Regions from separate parts of the Homo sapiens genome. Here region 1 is linked to region 2. The links are chromatin loops, found by intact Hi-C in ENCODE. Cell type or tissue: heart right ventricle. All regions are shown on one strand.

What was found. Hi-C counts contacts between places; a loop is a spot of excess contacts. Peaks named below come from ENCODE experiments on the same cell type or tissue, not always from the same donor. Only the 100,000 strongest peaks of a DNase experiment are listed, where the experiment ranks them.
Region 1: a loop joins it to region 2, with 7 times the contacts of the local background. A loop is called at or near these places in 7 of 110 quality-filtered maps.

What each region holds. Positions count from the first base shown.
Region 1 is chr6:13,764,381-13,772,380 of GRCh38, reverse strand. No RefSeq gene overlaps it. Among named protein-coding and RNA genes, the nearest start is that of MCUR1, 46 kb to the left of the region's middle. RefSeq lists enhancers at 2,785-3,285, 4,629-4,688 and a silencer at 7,094-7,193. In heart right ventricle, CTCF peaks have their summits at 2,510 (motif pointing right) and 4,704 (motif pointing right); a DNase peak (open chromatin) is centred at 4,730; H3K4me3 peaks cover 1,007 bases; H3K27ac peaks cover 1,368 bases.
Region 2 is chr6:13,332,273-13,340,272 of GRCh38, reverse strand. No RefSeq gene overlaps it. Among named protein-coding and RNA genes, the nearest start is that of TBC1D7-LOC100130357, 7.7 kb to the right of the region's middle. RefSeq lists a silencer at 2,077-2,186. In heart right ventricle, a CTCF peak has its summit at 3,610 (motif pointing left); a DNase peak (open chromatin) is centred at 3,572; H3K27ac peaks cover 2,236 bases.

The DNA.
Region 1 (8,000 bases), 430 kb before region 2:
CCAGGCAGAGGAGGTGCCGAGAGCGCGCGAGGGCTGTGAGGACTGCCAGCACGCTGTCACCTCTCATTAGGGTTACAGGCGTGAGCCACCAAGCCCAGCTTTCAGTACCCTTCTTTTGTGACAAGATCATTAACTGGGATATTTCATTCTTTTTATTTTCTTTTTTTGAGACGGAGTTTTGCTCTTTCGCCTACGCTAGAGTGCAGTGGCGTGATCTCTGCTCACTGCAACGTCTGCCTTCCGGTTTCAAGCGATTCTCCTGCCTTAGCCTCACAACTAGCTAGGACTACAGGAGCCTGCCACCACGCCTGGCTAATTTTTGTATTTTTAGTAGAGACGGGGTTTCACCATGTTGGCCAGGCTGGTCTCGAACTCCTGACCTGGTGATCCGCCCGCCTCTACCTCCCAAAGTGCTGGGATTACAGGCATGAGCCACCACGTCCGGCCTGGGATATCTCATTCTTAATCATCCAAGTTGACCATCTGCAACACTTCATGAAAAAGTAAAACAAATTTCAGCAACTTTTAAAAACTTCCCCAGAATGTTGGGCTACCCAAATCCTGACCAGGCCCTTGCGAGCATTCACATCTCATCCAAAATCTGCGCTTTATTTGCATAAAACCCTTCTTGCCTGCTCTCAGCTATCAATGGAGTCCAGAAGAGTGTCTCCTACTCTTCTCCAGCAAAGCAGGACTTCAGATCCCAAAAAAGCACAGGAAAAATTGGGACATTTGGAGGGCACACCATCTTTTCACCCCAACTTCTTCTGAGTTAAAAATGTAAGGTATATTTGCCTATTCCGGTGGTGGTGTGTTTCTTTTTTTTTTTTTTTTGAAATGGAGTCTTGCTGTGTCCCAGGCTGGAGTGCAGTGGTATGATCTCAGCTCACTGCAACCTCCACCTCCTGGGTTCAAGCGATTCTCCTGCCCCAGCCTCCAGAGTAGCTGGGATTACAGGCACGCACCAACACACCCGGCTAATTTTTGTATTTTTAGTAGACAGGGGTTTCGCCATGTTGGCCAGGCTGGTCTTGAACTTCTGAGCTCAAGTGATCCGCCCGCCTTGACCTCCCAAAGTGCTGAGATTATAGGCTTGAGCCACCTCACCTGGCCGATGGTGTGTTTCTGTGTCTATGAGACAGTGCCACCAGAATAGGCCAATCCGTAGAGATAAAAAGTAGATTTATGGTTGCCTGGAACTGGAGGACTTCGGGTGAAATAGAGGGTGACTGCTAATCAGGTAGGATTTGTTTCTGAGGTGATGAAACTGTTCTAAAATCAATCATAGTGATAGTTGTACAGCTCAGTAAATATACTAAAAACCATTAAATTGCACATTTTGAATGGGTAAATTGTGTGTTGAAATATGTCTCAATAAAGCTGACATTAAAAAAGTACAACTTCAGAAAGTGCACCATTCTTTTAAAAAAGAAAAAGCAAGTAGTAACGCTAAAAGGAACCTCCGAAATCATCTATCCGTCTACATCTTCAATATACAGATGAAGAACCCAAGCCAGAGAATGTTGTGCTTCATTGCAGAGCTCACAGATGGTGGCTGGAAGGCCCAGCCTGGGGTCCAAATGACGCCGTGGTGGGTCCCCTTCCATGACTCCTGACTCCTCTCCCTTAGAAGAAAATGCTTTGGTTGCTGTTAAAACCCAAATCACTTTTTATTAGGATTTACTAGGCTGGGCGCAATGGCTTATGCCTGTAATCCCAGCACTTTGCCAGGCCAAGGCAGGTGGATCACCTGAGGTCAGGAGTTCGAGACCAATCTGGCCAAGGTGGGCAAACCCCGTCTCTACTAAAAATACAAAAAATTAGCCAGTGTGTGGTGGCAGGCACCTGTAATCCCAGCTACTCGGGAGGCTGAGGCAGGAGAAGTGCTTGAACCTGGGAGGTGGAGGTTGCAGTGAGCTGAGATTTCGCCATTGTACTCCAGCCTGAGCAACAAGAGCAAAACTTCGTCTAAAAAAAAAAAAAAAAAAGGAAAAAAAGGATTTAGTGATGACGAAGTGAAACAATCTAGTCATCATCCCTACGTTTAAAATGATCAACAAGGGGCAAAGTCTACTTCTGATCAGCACAAGGAGAGAAACTGAGATCATAGTTTATAGCCTGGGCAGCAGAGCCAGACTCCATCTCTAAAAAAAAAAATTTTTTTTTTTTAATTAGCCAGGCATGGTGGCGCATGCCTGTGGTCCCAGCTACTCAGGAGGCTGAGGCAGGAGAATCATTTGAAACTGGGTGCTGGGGGCTGCAGTGAGCCGAGATTGCGCCACCGCACTCCTGCCTGCGCAACAAAGCCAGACCCTGTCTCAAAAATAAAAATAATAATAAAATGCAATCATCCGTTTATGAGCGTATGCCCAGCTGCACTGTGGTTCCTAAGGCAGGGCAGGGCCTGCTCACTGCCCCCTGCAGCGGGTGCGGGCTGGCGGTCGCGCGTGGCGGGCAGGGGCTCCCTGTCCACAGGGAGGCTTCTTCCAGGGAACGAGTCCGCATGGAGCCAGAAGGGGGCGCCACCAACAGCTTCGTGGCCCCAGGCGGGAGGTTCAGCGCTTGGACCCGGGGACCCCAAGACACCCGCGCCAGAGGAGAGCCCTGGCGACCTCCTCCCTGCTCCCCCAAACTCCGGACAGACCCAGGCCCAGGCAGGCAAGACGGGTGTGCTCAGAACCCCGCGATTGAGGCGGCCTCCTGGCCTCTCCGCGGGCTTCCTGTCGCAGGCCCGGCCCTCTCAGGCCGCTGGGCCAGGTCGTTCAGGGAGTTGTTGGGTGGCCGCAGGACCCTAGGCTGAGACTCCGGAGCGTGGAGGTTCTGGTCCGGGCCCCACAAAATCTCCGCGAAGCTCAGGTACCTCATCGGTGAACTAAGGACGGCGAGCCCAGCGATTCCGCCGTCCTCTGAGCCCCGCAACTCTGATCCCAAGGCGCGTCCAGCCTGGAGCTCGGGGCACACAGGCCCCGGGACTAGCATCCAGGAGCGCTAACACTGAAGCGCACAAAGACGGGGCCCTCCGTGAGCAAATTCGCATCGCCCCACGGCCGTCATAAGCCACCGAGGCCAGGCGCGGGGACTCGCGCCGGTAACCCAAACCCTGGAGGCCAAGGCGGGACGATTGCGAGCCATGGTGGCGCACGCCTGTGGTTGCAGCTACTCAGGAGGCTGAGGCAGTAGGGAGAGGATCCCTTGAACGCAGGAGGCGGAGCCATGATCGCGCCACTGTACTCCAGCGACAGAGTGAGACCGTGTCGAAAGAAAGAACGAGAGAGAGAGAGAGAGAGAGAGAGAGAGAGAGAGGGAGGGAGGGAGGGAGGGAGGGAGGGAGGGAGGGAGGGAGGGAGACCAAAAAGGGCAATCTTTTTCCTTTTTTTTTTTTTTTTAATATAACTCATTCTCATTCACTCTCAACATTGCCCTGAATCTCCATCTTTTTTTTTTTTCTTCTTTCTTTTTTGAGACAGTTCTCCTGTAGTTCCGGCTGGAGTGCAATGGGGCAATCAAGGCCCACTGCATCCTCAACCTCCTGGGCTTAAGCAGTCCTCCTGCCTCGGCCTCTCAGCTGAGTAGCTGGGATCATAGGAACACACCTAAGCTAATTTTTAAAATTATTTTTAGTAGAAACAAGGTCTTGCTATGTTGCACCAGGCTGGTCTCAAACTCCTGGGCTTAAGCAGTCCTCCCGCCTCGGCCTCCCAAAGTGCTGAGATTACAGGCATGAGCCACTGTGCCCGGCCAATCTTCATTTTTTATCAAAACTGACTTCCTCTGAGAAGGTGTCTGGACCCATCCATTCTTCTCTGTGCTTACCCCTGCTAACATGAACTCCTTGTTAGCTAACATGGACTCCTCCTCCTCAGGACTCCTTGCCTTGTGTCCTGGCAAGGAGTGTGCCCTCCAGAGCCAGGCTGCCTTGGTTTGAACCCTGTATGACGGTGGGCAGATGACTTAACCTCTCAGTGCCTCAGTCTCCTCCTCAGTGAAATAGGGGTAATAGTAATACCTATCTCATGTGGTCCTTAGGAGGATGAAATTAGTTTATATAGGCTGGGCGTGGTGGCTCATGCCTGTAATCCTAGCACACTGGAAGGCCAAGGCGGGCAGATCACCTGAGGTCAGGAGTTTGAGACCAGCCTGGCCGACATGGTGAAACACGTCTCTACTAAGAATACAAAAATGAGCCAGATGTGGTGGTGGGCACCTGTAGTCCTAGCTACTCAGGAGGCTGAGGCACCAGAATCACTTGAAACTGGGAGGTAGAGGTTGCAGTGAGCCAAGATCGGGCCACTGCACTCCAGCCTGGGCAACAGAGCAAGACTCTGTCTCAAAAAAAAAAAAAAAAAGAAAAGAAAAGAAAAGAAATTAGTTTATATAATTAAACCTCATCAGAAGGACTGTCCTCTTACTGGTGTCCCTTCCTAGTACTAAAATAGTGCTCCACTTACTATCTGCTTCCCTTAGCAATCAGTTTCAAGTTAGCACAAAGCCCTTTGCAGTATTTTTTAACAAGGATGTTCTGCTCTTATTTTAAACTCTTGATCCTCACTGGAGAGAAAGTTGTCCCCTTCCTGTTTGCCTCATTTCTCCAAAGCCTTTTGTCATGTTTCCCGAGTGTCCTTTAGCTGTGGCCACCCTCGGACCATGGGACTTTCCCGGTTCTGGGCTTCAGATTACGGTTTAAAATTAGCCACATGACTGTCAGAGGGGGGCACCAGAGGAGGCAGGAAACGTGGTGGGAGAGATGAAGCAGACCTGCGTCGGAGGCAGCGGTGTAGCGGAACAGAGACACGAGCCCCCGCAAACGTTGGCATCCACGGAGGGAGCACGGAGCCTTGGGATCCCCAAGGTTATAACAATCCTGACTTTATGCCATGTTATATGTTTTTGGGCAAGGTCTGCTGCTGCTACAATTCAAGCTGCATTGACAACTGGAATCTTCCGGATTGTTTCTTTTGTGATTATAAAGTGTCTTTGGAGTAGCGTGATGTGGGTGGATGCAGTTTATAGAACTACTTGGACCAATCAGCCTCCTCCTCAAAGGAACACTGGCTTTCCACTCTTCCAGTGTTGGTCTTGCATTTTGGGGAAGAGGAGAAGAGAAAGGACGTCATTTGATTTAAGGACATAAAGAAATACCAGAGCCTGGGGCCGGCCCAGAAAAGACTTAAGCAGGAGTGATTTGTCTTGTATGCATCCTCCCTCCTCTCTCCCGACCTTTTCCTCATTCCATGGTATCCCTTCTTTTGTCTGATGCCCACTGCCCGCCTGTAGTCTTAGTACCCTAACTCACCAAAACCCTCTACTTTCCAGAAAGGGACAAATCTCACCATTGATGGCTTCATTATAAAAGTGGGATTTAACAACAGAGACCTGGATTCAAATCCTAGCATGGGCCGGCTACAGTGGCTCATGCCTCTAATTCCAGCACTTTGGGAGGCTGAGGTGGGAGGATCACTTGAGGTCAGGAGTTCCAGACCAGCCTGGCCAACATGGTGAAACCCCGTCTCTACTAAAAATACATAAAATTAGCCAGGTGCGGTGGTGTGCACCTGTAGTCCCAGCTACTTAGGTGTCTGAAGCAGAAGAATCGCTTGAACCCAGGAGGCCGAGGTTGCAGTGAGCTGAGATCGTGCCACTGCACTGCAGCCTGGGTGACAGCGCAAGACTCTGTCTTAAAAAAAAAAAAAAAATCCTAGCGCATCTGCTTCCTAGTTGTCTGAACTAATCTCTCCTGTGTAAAAGTAGGGATTATAATGCTTACTGTATCTGGTAGCGTGCTTTCAGCGGCAACTAACGGAAAAGCCAACTCAAATGAGTTTAACCAAAAAGGAAATGTATTGGCCTATGTAACTGGAAGTTCACAGATGGGACAGGCTGATTGAACCCTGGTGTCAAGGACCTAGGTTCTTTCTGCATCTCTGCTTTCCATCCTCAGTGTCAGCTGCCTTTTAAGCCTGGCTCCCTTCATAGTCAGAATGGCTGCCACAAAGACACAGGGCCACTCCCTTAACCACAAACTAATAACTGACATCAAGGGAATGCTATGTGCTGATTGGCTTGAGCCTAGATTCCTAAGTCAATCACGAGTAAGAAATAAAAATGAAATTCCAAGCCCCTAACTGACTGAACAGACCCCTTCTTGGCCAAGGGAATCTTGCAAGCTGAATTCACGGCCATGAGGGGATGGGAGATTGGACACGCCTCATTATACCCCCTACCTCTATAACAGCTATTAGGTTTTCTTCCCTCAGGGCTAAACAGAAACCAGCCCTTTCAAAAGACTACTAGTTTATCTTTCCAGGTACAGAACAAAGACACCTTCACCCCTCCTCAGACATCTTCTTCCTCTATTCCCTTTTTCTTCAAATGTTCACCTTATCTTAGGAAAAATGAGCACCAACTAAAGTCTCACAAGTATGTAATCATTTGTCTCATGCCCTGCCCCACTTTCTTCAGGAAAATGTATAAATGCTAAACCTCCTGAGACCCTCTTTGGAAAAAACAGCCACAGATGCTTCTGTGACTCGCATTTTTCCTGGGCACTCCCTTTAAGCTGCCTTGCTAAACCGCAATGATTCGAGACTTATTCCTCCATCACTCATTTTCGTTGTCACTAGCAAGGAGGGATAGGATTACCGTGACTGGTACAGACACCTGTGGTTCCCAAACATGAGCACGCATCAGAATAACCTGAAGGATGTATCAGACCCCACAGATGATGGCCTCAGCTGGAGTTGTTTTTTTTGTTTTTTTTGTTTTTTTTTTTTTTTTTGAGGCGGAGTCTTGCTCTGTCGCCCAGGCTGGAGTGCAGTGGCATGATCTTGGCTCACTGTAACCTCCGCCTCCCAGGTTCAAGCCATTCTCCTGCCTCAGCCTCCAGAGTAGCTGGGATTACAGGCGCCTGCCACCATGCCTGGCTTTTTTAATTTTATTTTTATTTTATTTTTATTTTTTTTAGTAGAGATGGGGTTTCACCATGTTAGCCAGGATGGTCTCGATCTCCTGCACTTGTGATCCGCCTGCCTCAGCCTCCCAAAGTCCTGGGATTACAGGCATGAGTCACCACGCCCAGCTGGCCCGAGTTTTGAATTCAGTAGGTCCAGAGAAGGGCCCGAGAATTTGCCTAACAAGTTCTCAGGTGACAATGATGCTACCACACTTTGAGAGCTACTAGCATAAACTAATCAGGGGAACCTGTAGACTGGGGTCAGTTCCTCAAATGGCACAGCGAGGAAGCAGTAAAATTGATGTTGGAGAGTTAATTGTGAGCTTCAAAACCTTGTAGCAGGCTGGGCACAGTGGCTCACGCCTGTAATCCCAGCACATTGGGAGGCCGAGGCAGGCGGATCACTTGAGGTCAGGGGTTCAAGACCAGCCTGGCCAACATGGTGAAACCCTGGCTCTACTAAAAATACAGAAAAATTTAGCCGGGTGTGGTGGCACACACCTGTAATCCCAGCTACTCAGGAGGCTGAGGCAGGAGAATCACTTGAACTCGGGAGGCGGAGGTTGCAGTGAGCTGAGATTGCGCCACTGCACTCTAGCCTGGGCAACAGAGCAAGACTCCATCTCAAAAAAAAAACAAAGAAAAGAAAAAAAACAGGCCGGGTGCGGTGGCTCACGCCTGTAATCCCAGCACTTTGGGAGGCCGAGGCAGGCGGATCACAAGGTCAGAAATTCGAGACCAGCCTTGCCAACATGGTGAAACCCTGTCTCTACTAAAAATACAAAAATTAGCTGGGCATGGTGGCACACACCTGTACTGAGGCAGGAGAATTGCTTGAACCCAGGAGGCAGAGGTTGCAGTGAGCTGAGATCGTGCCACTGCACTTCAGCCTGGGTGACAGAGCAAGGCTATGTCTTGGAAAAACAAAACAAAACAACAACGAAAAACCTTGTAGCATAAATACGGGATTGTTTCAGTTGCATATTGCTGTGTAACAAAATACCCCCAAACTTAGTGACTTAAAATAGCAATTTTTTACTATTTCTGATGA
Region 2 (8,000 bases):
CTTCAACCCTCTCATCCCAGCCCTTCTTATGCGCAGTGAGAGAAGAGGCCTTCCCACCCCAACAGCCCCTCAGGTCATCAAACCATCGGCCGTGGATTAGCAATCAAAGTAATCATAGGTGCTTTATGGGTTTATTTATTTTAATCCTCATGATAACCTTGTGAGGCAAGTAGTGCCAATATGCCCATTCTACAGAAAAGACAAATGAGGCATTGAGAAGTTAGTATTTTGCTTAACTAGCACATTGAGGAGGTGGAATGTGTCTGTGCCCTGTTGCCAAAATGCAGTTTTATGTCATGAAAATGACAATGACTAATTTGGAGGGAGCTAAGTCTGACTTGAACTTGAATTAAGCATTGGTTTTGAGCTGAATTGTGAAGGGATAGAAGTCAAAATGTGATTTTCCAAAGTGAACAGTCCTTAATCAGTCTTAATAGGCTCCAATGGGAACCAAATCAGAACAGCCTGACATCATCCCGGGCTTCGTGTCCACACCCCCAAGACTGGCTGGTGTGCAGGGTCTCAGGTTCCTATTTTTATTCCAGTTGTACCACCTCCTGGCATTATCTGAGCAATGGCTTCCCATTGCTCTGAAATCCCCCATGTATGCATTAGCGAGTTAATTCTTTCTCATATTCTACTACCTCTCACAGTCTGAATGCATTCTTCTCTAACCCTTATGTAACCACCTACTGTGCACACAAAAGCGCTGGATCTCCGCATGGTTTTCTGGATTCACTCACGTCTCTTTCAGTAGATCACAAGCTCCTTGAGGGTGGGGGCGTGAGTTCCCAGTGCTTGGCATGTAGGGACTCAAATGTTTGCTGAAGAAGGAATGTCCAGAGCCCCCTCCAGTCCCCTCTATCCTTCTTATCAAATCAAGCTCTCTGGAGAGGATCTGGTAAACTCATACCAAATGATCCATTTGGTTGAATGTATTACTCCTTCCTTTGGCTTTTTAATAGTGGAGAGAGCCTTAAGCCAAGGAAATGGTATTAAATACAGAGGAGGGGCAGGGAAGAAAGATTTGGGGCAACTGGGTAAGACTGCCTGGCAAATCATATTATATAGTTGGACATCTCCTTTATCTCTGTGCACTAAGGAAGTACTCCAGAGTCAAAACCGAGCCAGTCATTTTTCAGTTTATATCTTCAGAGAAAGCGCGCGCCTGCACATGAACAAACAATGCTGCTTCCCCTGACTCCTTCACTCTAACAAACTCTCCCTCCCATTTTAAAATTTTTCATTTGCCGTGACAAGTTCCTTTATTGTTTTGATTTTTGTTTTTCCCTAAGACATGCTACTTCTCCTAAAAGAACTTTTTTTCTTCTTATTCCTAAATTGTGACTTTTTTTTGTTTCTTTGAGACAGGGTGTCACTCTGTTGCCCAAGTTGGAGTGCAATGGCACAACCACAGCTTATTGCAGCCTTGGCCTCCTGGGCTCAAGCAATCCTCCCATCTCAGCCTCCTGAATAGCTGGGACCACAGGTGTGCGCCACCATGCCCAGGCAATTTTTTGTATTTTTTGTAGAGACTGGGTTTCTCTATGTTGCCCAGGCTGGTCTTGAACTCCTGAGCTCAAGTAATCTGCCTGCCTTGGCTTCCCAAATGCTGGGATTACAGGTGTGAGCCACCTCACCCCACCCTCAATGGCGACTTCTGACTTGCAGCTTGTTGAAAATCAAGTATTGATTTGTATGAGTGAATGGAATAAATCAATGTGGAAGCCTGGCCTAGTACAGGGACTTCAGGATCATTTGCTGTATCAAATGTGTATGCAAAAGGTGCAGCAGTCATATCTAAGAGCAGGGTTTTGTTTTGGTTTTCTTTTAGAAAAAGTATTCCTTATTCCATTTGCTTCTTTTTAATTTTGTGCTTTTCCTGTACTCATCGCAGTGACGTAGCCCAAGTCCTCCCGCGAGAGTTGTCAAGACTGTCCCTCCTCAAGTTCCTCTTCTCCCATTCCTCCCTCTCTGCCACTTTCTCCCTCTTTATTGTATTTTAATCTTGACAATCAGTGAAGCTGTTGGAGGATTTAGAGGAGCAACCCTCCATGTCTTAATAATTGTGCTGGGTTTCGTTTCCCCTGTGAAAGGAACTATCTAAAATCCTCTAGACTTTTACATGTGTGTTATAAACTCAACTGCAGTGCTTCTTGAGCAATCCTGTGGGCAAGGAACTAGCCACAAGTTACTAGAAAAACCAAATGAAAAAGACATATAAAATACAAGCTCATAATGAGATTCAACAGACATAAAATGAATCTGTCAAACTGCTATCAAAGTATCTAAATGCTCTCGATTTCTGTACTTATCTCACAGGCCCCTGACCAACAGCTCATGGACAGCACCAGAGAGGGGACCGCACTTGAAAGAGCACTGCTCCAGCAAAGTATGTTGTTCACGCCTTACAGTGTTTTGGTTTAAAAGAAGAGATGAAGACTGGGTGCAGTGGCTCGTGACTGTAATCCCAGCACTTTGGGAGGCTGAGGCGGGTGGATCACCTGAGGTCAGGAGTTCAAGACAAGCCTGGCCAACATGGTGAAACTCTGTCTCTACTAAAAATACAAAAATTAGCTGGGCATGGTGGCGGGCAGCTGTAATCCCAGCTACTCAGGAGGCTGAGACAGGAGAATAACTTGAACCTGGGAGGCAGAGGTTGCAGTCAGCCAAGATTGCACCATTGCAATCCAGCCTGGGCGACAGAGCGAGGATCTGTCTCAAAAAAAAAAAAAAAAAGAAGAGATGAAAACACGCATAAATTCTTCACCTTTCCCCAAAATCTAAATAAGCTAACAAAAACTCTCTGTGCACCAGAGAGCATGTGTGCACGTATACACACTCGAATAACAAAACTTTGTAGACAGGTAATACAGTGGAAGGGTTAATTAAACCAATGGACTCAGGAGCCAGATAGCAACCATTTATAAGTTGCTTCCACTTAAACTCATTTACAATAAAATGTGGATGGTAATAATAATGCCAGATTCTTAAGACAATTAAATGGCATAATATGCATGCAGCTCTTAGAAGAATAGGCACTCAATGCCTTTAATTCTTCTTCTTTTTTTTTTTTCTGGAGACAAGTCTCGCTCTGTCACCCAGGCTGGAGTGCAGTGGCACCATGTCAGCTCACTGCAACCTCCGCCTCCTGGGTTCAAGCAATTCTCCTGCCTCAGCCTCCTGAGCAGCTGGGACTACAGGCATACGCCGCTATGCCCGGCGAATTTTTTGCATTTTTAGTAGAGACGGGGTTTCACCGTGTTGCCCAGGTTGATCTCGAACTCCTGACCTCAGACAATCCGCCCGCCTCGGCCTCCCAAAGTGCTAGGATTACAGGCGTGAGCCACCGTGCTAGGCCTATTATTATTCTTTTTGCTTCGTGGAATAAGGCGATCCCTGTTGCTTTGCTCAGTATTTCCATCTGGAAGGTGTAGATGAAACTGCGGTTTACTTGGCAAGCCAGGGCCAGTCGTCTCTTCCCCAGCATCTGGAAACATCTACCGTCAGTGGGTGGAGGCAGAATCCCAAACCTCATAAAGGAATGAAGTTTCCCTTAACTCGGTGTGAGGAGTATCCCAACCGTCTACTGCTGCTGCCCTCTGCTGCTGCCATTGAGAATTACACCAAGCCGAGTTTCTGCCACAAGACCAGCAAAATCTAACCTCATCTGGGGGGAATTAGCAATATAGGTTGAGTATCCCGTATCTAAAATGCTTGCGACAAAGTGTGTCTTGGATTTGGGATTTTTTAAGATTTTGGATTATTTGTGTATACACAGTGAGTTATCTTGGGGATGAGACCCAAGTCTAAACATGAAATTCATTTATGTTTCATATACACCTTGTCCACATAGCCTGAAGGTAATTTTATATAATATTTTAAATAATTTTGTGCATGAAACAAAGTTTTGGCTATGTTTTGACTGCAACCCATTGCATGAGGTCAGGTGTAATATTTTCCACTGGTGACATCATGTCAGTGCTCAAAAAGTTTTGGATTTTGTAGCATTTCAGATTTCCAATTTTCAGATTAGGGGTGCTCAACCTGTATGGACTTTGTTTAGGATTTCATTGAATATCCCAGAATTCATTTTTCACAGTGACTTTAACATAATAGCACTGCATTTTTATAATCTATAACTATTTCTGGACATTTTCATGGAATATTTTTTATTTTCCTTTAAAAAAAATTCTATTATTATTTTACAGACAGTCTTGTTTTGTCACCCAGGCTGAAGTGTTAGTGGCACAAGCATAGCTCACTGTAACCTGGAACTCCTGGGCTCAAGCAATCCTCCTGCCTCAGCCTCCCAAGCAGCTGGGACTACAGCCATGTAACCAACCACCATACCCAGCTAAATTTTTTATTTTTTGTAGAGACAGAGTCTCTGTTGTTCAGGCTGATCTCAAACTCCTGGCTTCAAGTGATCCTCCCACCTTGGCCTCCCAAAGCATGCTGGGATGAGCCACTATGCCTGGACATCAAACGTTGCTCTATGTTACCTCAAGCAGGCTTCTGAACATGGCCAATTCTCTCCTTTTTTTTTTTTTTTTTTTGAGACGGAGTCTCGCTCTGTCGCCCAGGCTGGAATGCAGTGGCGCGATCTCTGCTCACTGCAAGCTCCGCCTCCCAGGTTCACACCATTCTCCTGCCTCAGACTCCCAAGTAGCTGGGACTACAGGCACCCGCCACCACGCCCGGCTAATTTTTTGTATTTTTAGTAGAAACAGGGTTTCACCATTTTAGCCGGGATGGTCTCGATCTCCTGACCTTGTGATCCGCCCGCCTTGGCCTCCCAAAGTGCTGGGATAACAGGCATGAGCCACCGCGCCCGGCATGGCCAATTCTCAAAGCTACTCTTCTCTGACTTTCTCATTTTGGTTTTCTGTACCCCAGTTTCCCAGAGACTTAAGGCCCCCAGTAGCTGTGACCTCTCTTTTTTCAAGTCCTCTCAGTGGCTCAAACCAACCCCTCCCACCCTCTGCAAAAGCTTTTAGCACCTCGAGAGAGGCACTCCTGCCTCCAAGCCTCTCCCTTTTACAGGTCATGGAAATCCATTGTTCAAAGGCTCTCTCTGCTCTGAGTCATCTCTCCACAGCCCATGCTTGGCCCACGCTCCTTGGGCCTCCTGCAACCCACCCTGCCAGCTCCAAGCCTTATCTCTCATGACCCCAACACAGCTGCCAGGCTGGCTCCCATCATCCACATACACATTGTCATTTCCTGCCTTTGCGTTTTAGTGATTGCTCTTTCTTGTGTTGAAAAGGCACTCTTTTCTATAAAAATTATTCACTGCACAGCTCAAATGCTATTTCCTATATAGTGCCTTCTCTAAACACTCCAGGGAGTACCTTAACTTCTATGACATTTCTTGTGTCTTACCTGGGTTGCGCTTATCAAATGCATTGTTACTTGGGCATATTTCTTCTTAAAATTTTTTCTACTATCATATGACCCAGCAATCCACTACTGGGTATATATCCACAGAAATGGAAACCAGTATGCTGAAGAGCTGTCTGCACTCCTATCTCCATTGCAGCATTAATTACAATAGCCAATGCATGAAACAACTCAAGTGTACAGCAAGAGATTAATGGATAAACATCTACTGTCAGTTGGTGGAGGCACAATCCCAACCACTGTTTAGGAATGAAGTTTTCCTAAGCTCACAGTGTGAGAAATATCCCAATCATGGGTATATTCATGGGTAAAGAAAATGTGGTACATATATGTACAGCCTTTAAAAAGAAGGAAATCCTGCCATTTGCAGTAACATGGATAAACCTGGAGGACTTATTATGTTGAGTGAAATAAGCCAGGCCCAGAAAGAGAAATATTGCATGATCTCATTTATATGTGGAATCTCAAAACATTGAACTAATAGAAGCAGTGAGCAGAATGGAGGTTATTAGGGGCTGGGGTGGGTAGGTGTTAGAGAGATGTTGGTCAAAGGGTAAAAAATTTTAGACAGCAGGAATAAGTTTAAGAGTTCTATTGTCCATAATGGTGACTAAAGTTAATAACAATGTATTGTGTTCCTGAATTTAATGTAATACTTTTAAAAACTTAAATGAAATAGAAACATTTCTTCAGAGACCTAAACTACCAAATCTTTTTTTTTTTTTTTTTTTTTTTGAGATGGAGTTTTGCTCTCGTCGCCCAGGCTGGAGGGCAATGGTGCCATCTCAGCTCACTGCAACCTCCGTCTCCCGGGTTCAAGCAATTCTCCCACCTCAGCCTCCTGAGTAGCTGGGATTACAGGCAACTGCCACCATGCCTGGCTAACTTTTTAAATTTTTAGTATAGACGGGGTTTCACCATGTTGGCCAGGCTGGTCTCGAACTCCTGATCTCAAGTGATCCAACAACCTCGGCCTCCCAAAATGCTAGGATTACAAGCGTGAGCCACCGCGCCCAGCCCTAAACTACCAAATCTTAATAAAGAAGAAACAGATCTCCTGAATAGCCTCTATCTATTGAAGAAATTGCATGTAAAGTTTAAAACCTTCTCACAAAGAAAACTCTAGACCCAGATAGTTTCATTGGTGTATTCTACCAAACATTCAAGGAAGAGACAATACCAATCTATACATACCGTTCCACAATACAGAAGAGAAGGGAATACGGAAACTGTTCACTTTCTACCAGTTCCATCGCCCTCCTTCTCCTCTTGCCTCCACCTCCATGATTGGGAGTTCCTGTGCATGTGTACAGGTACCCCAGACCGCAGGCCCATGCTTCAGGCACAGCCCCTGCAAACAACCACCACACCCCCAGGGCCAAGGGGTGAGCCCACCAGTGGCTTTGAAAATGGGAAGCTTACCTGGTGCTGTTCCATTCTTCCAAAGCTCAACACCCCACAAGAATCCACCTGCTCTCGGTTACACTAAAACACCTGCAAGTACTTGTTTTTTATATTTCGTCCAGATTTGATCATTGTTATCTTTAGAAGAGTGACCTGTTTTTTGCATCACAGAATCTAACTTGGTTGTGAGATGCCCTTGTCACCAGCCTGGTTGTTCTATTCCCAAGATGGCACACAACAGAAATACATATTGCTTCTCAAGGTAAACCCCTCACCTTTGAGAAGTGTGTGTTTTGCTGGCTATTTCTGAGATCTGTAGCTTTGGACCTCTCTCTCGTTCTCTGCCTTTTCCTACACGTGCCCTGCTTGGTTTCCACTGCTTTTGGAAACTTCTCCACCTACTTGACATATTATTTTCTAGTTTCACTGAAAATAGAGTTTGCTTTTCTACCCCGCTGACTGTACCTACTGTTTTGACACTAGAACTATCAAAGATTCATGCAAAAGAGAAGACAGGGCCGAGGTCAGACAAGTATCAGTGGTTAACGGAATCATTATTTGTTAAATGACCCCATACGCACTAGGAAACCTATGGCTGTAGCCAGAGGTTTCTATATACCAGGACAGTATTGGAAGTCTATAATCACATGTACGTAAGACATATGCCACCCGTTTTGACAGGTGAACCAATGTCTCCTCTCTGTAACAGCATATTTCTGGGGTACAGTTATGCATGCTCAGGAAGGGCCATGAAAACACACCACTGTGTTAAGTGATACAGGTATAAGCTTGGGTTTACTAGAGGAAAAACATACAAGCAGAAAGTAGTAGAGTGCATGCCATCCCTGGAATCGAATTATCCCTCAGCTTAGACCAGGCATAGAGGTTTACATGCGCTGTGACCAACATTCCAATAAAGACTGATCTCCATGCCCTTAATATTGTAAATATTTACAGTGATGAGGTGGTTCTGCCTATCTGACTGAGTTAACACAGACCTGCTGAGCCAGTTTTCTGCCAAATTACCACAATGAAGAAGAAATGAGTGTCCAGGACCATCCAGGTTTGTCTCTCTTCAGATGTTTTGGAGATGTGGTTTGACCCATGAACTATCTGAATGTATATGTTCACCAATTATGCTGTGATGGGATTTTTACTACATTCACTTTAATGGCTTCTCAACATGAAGACAG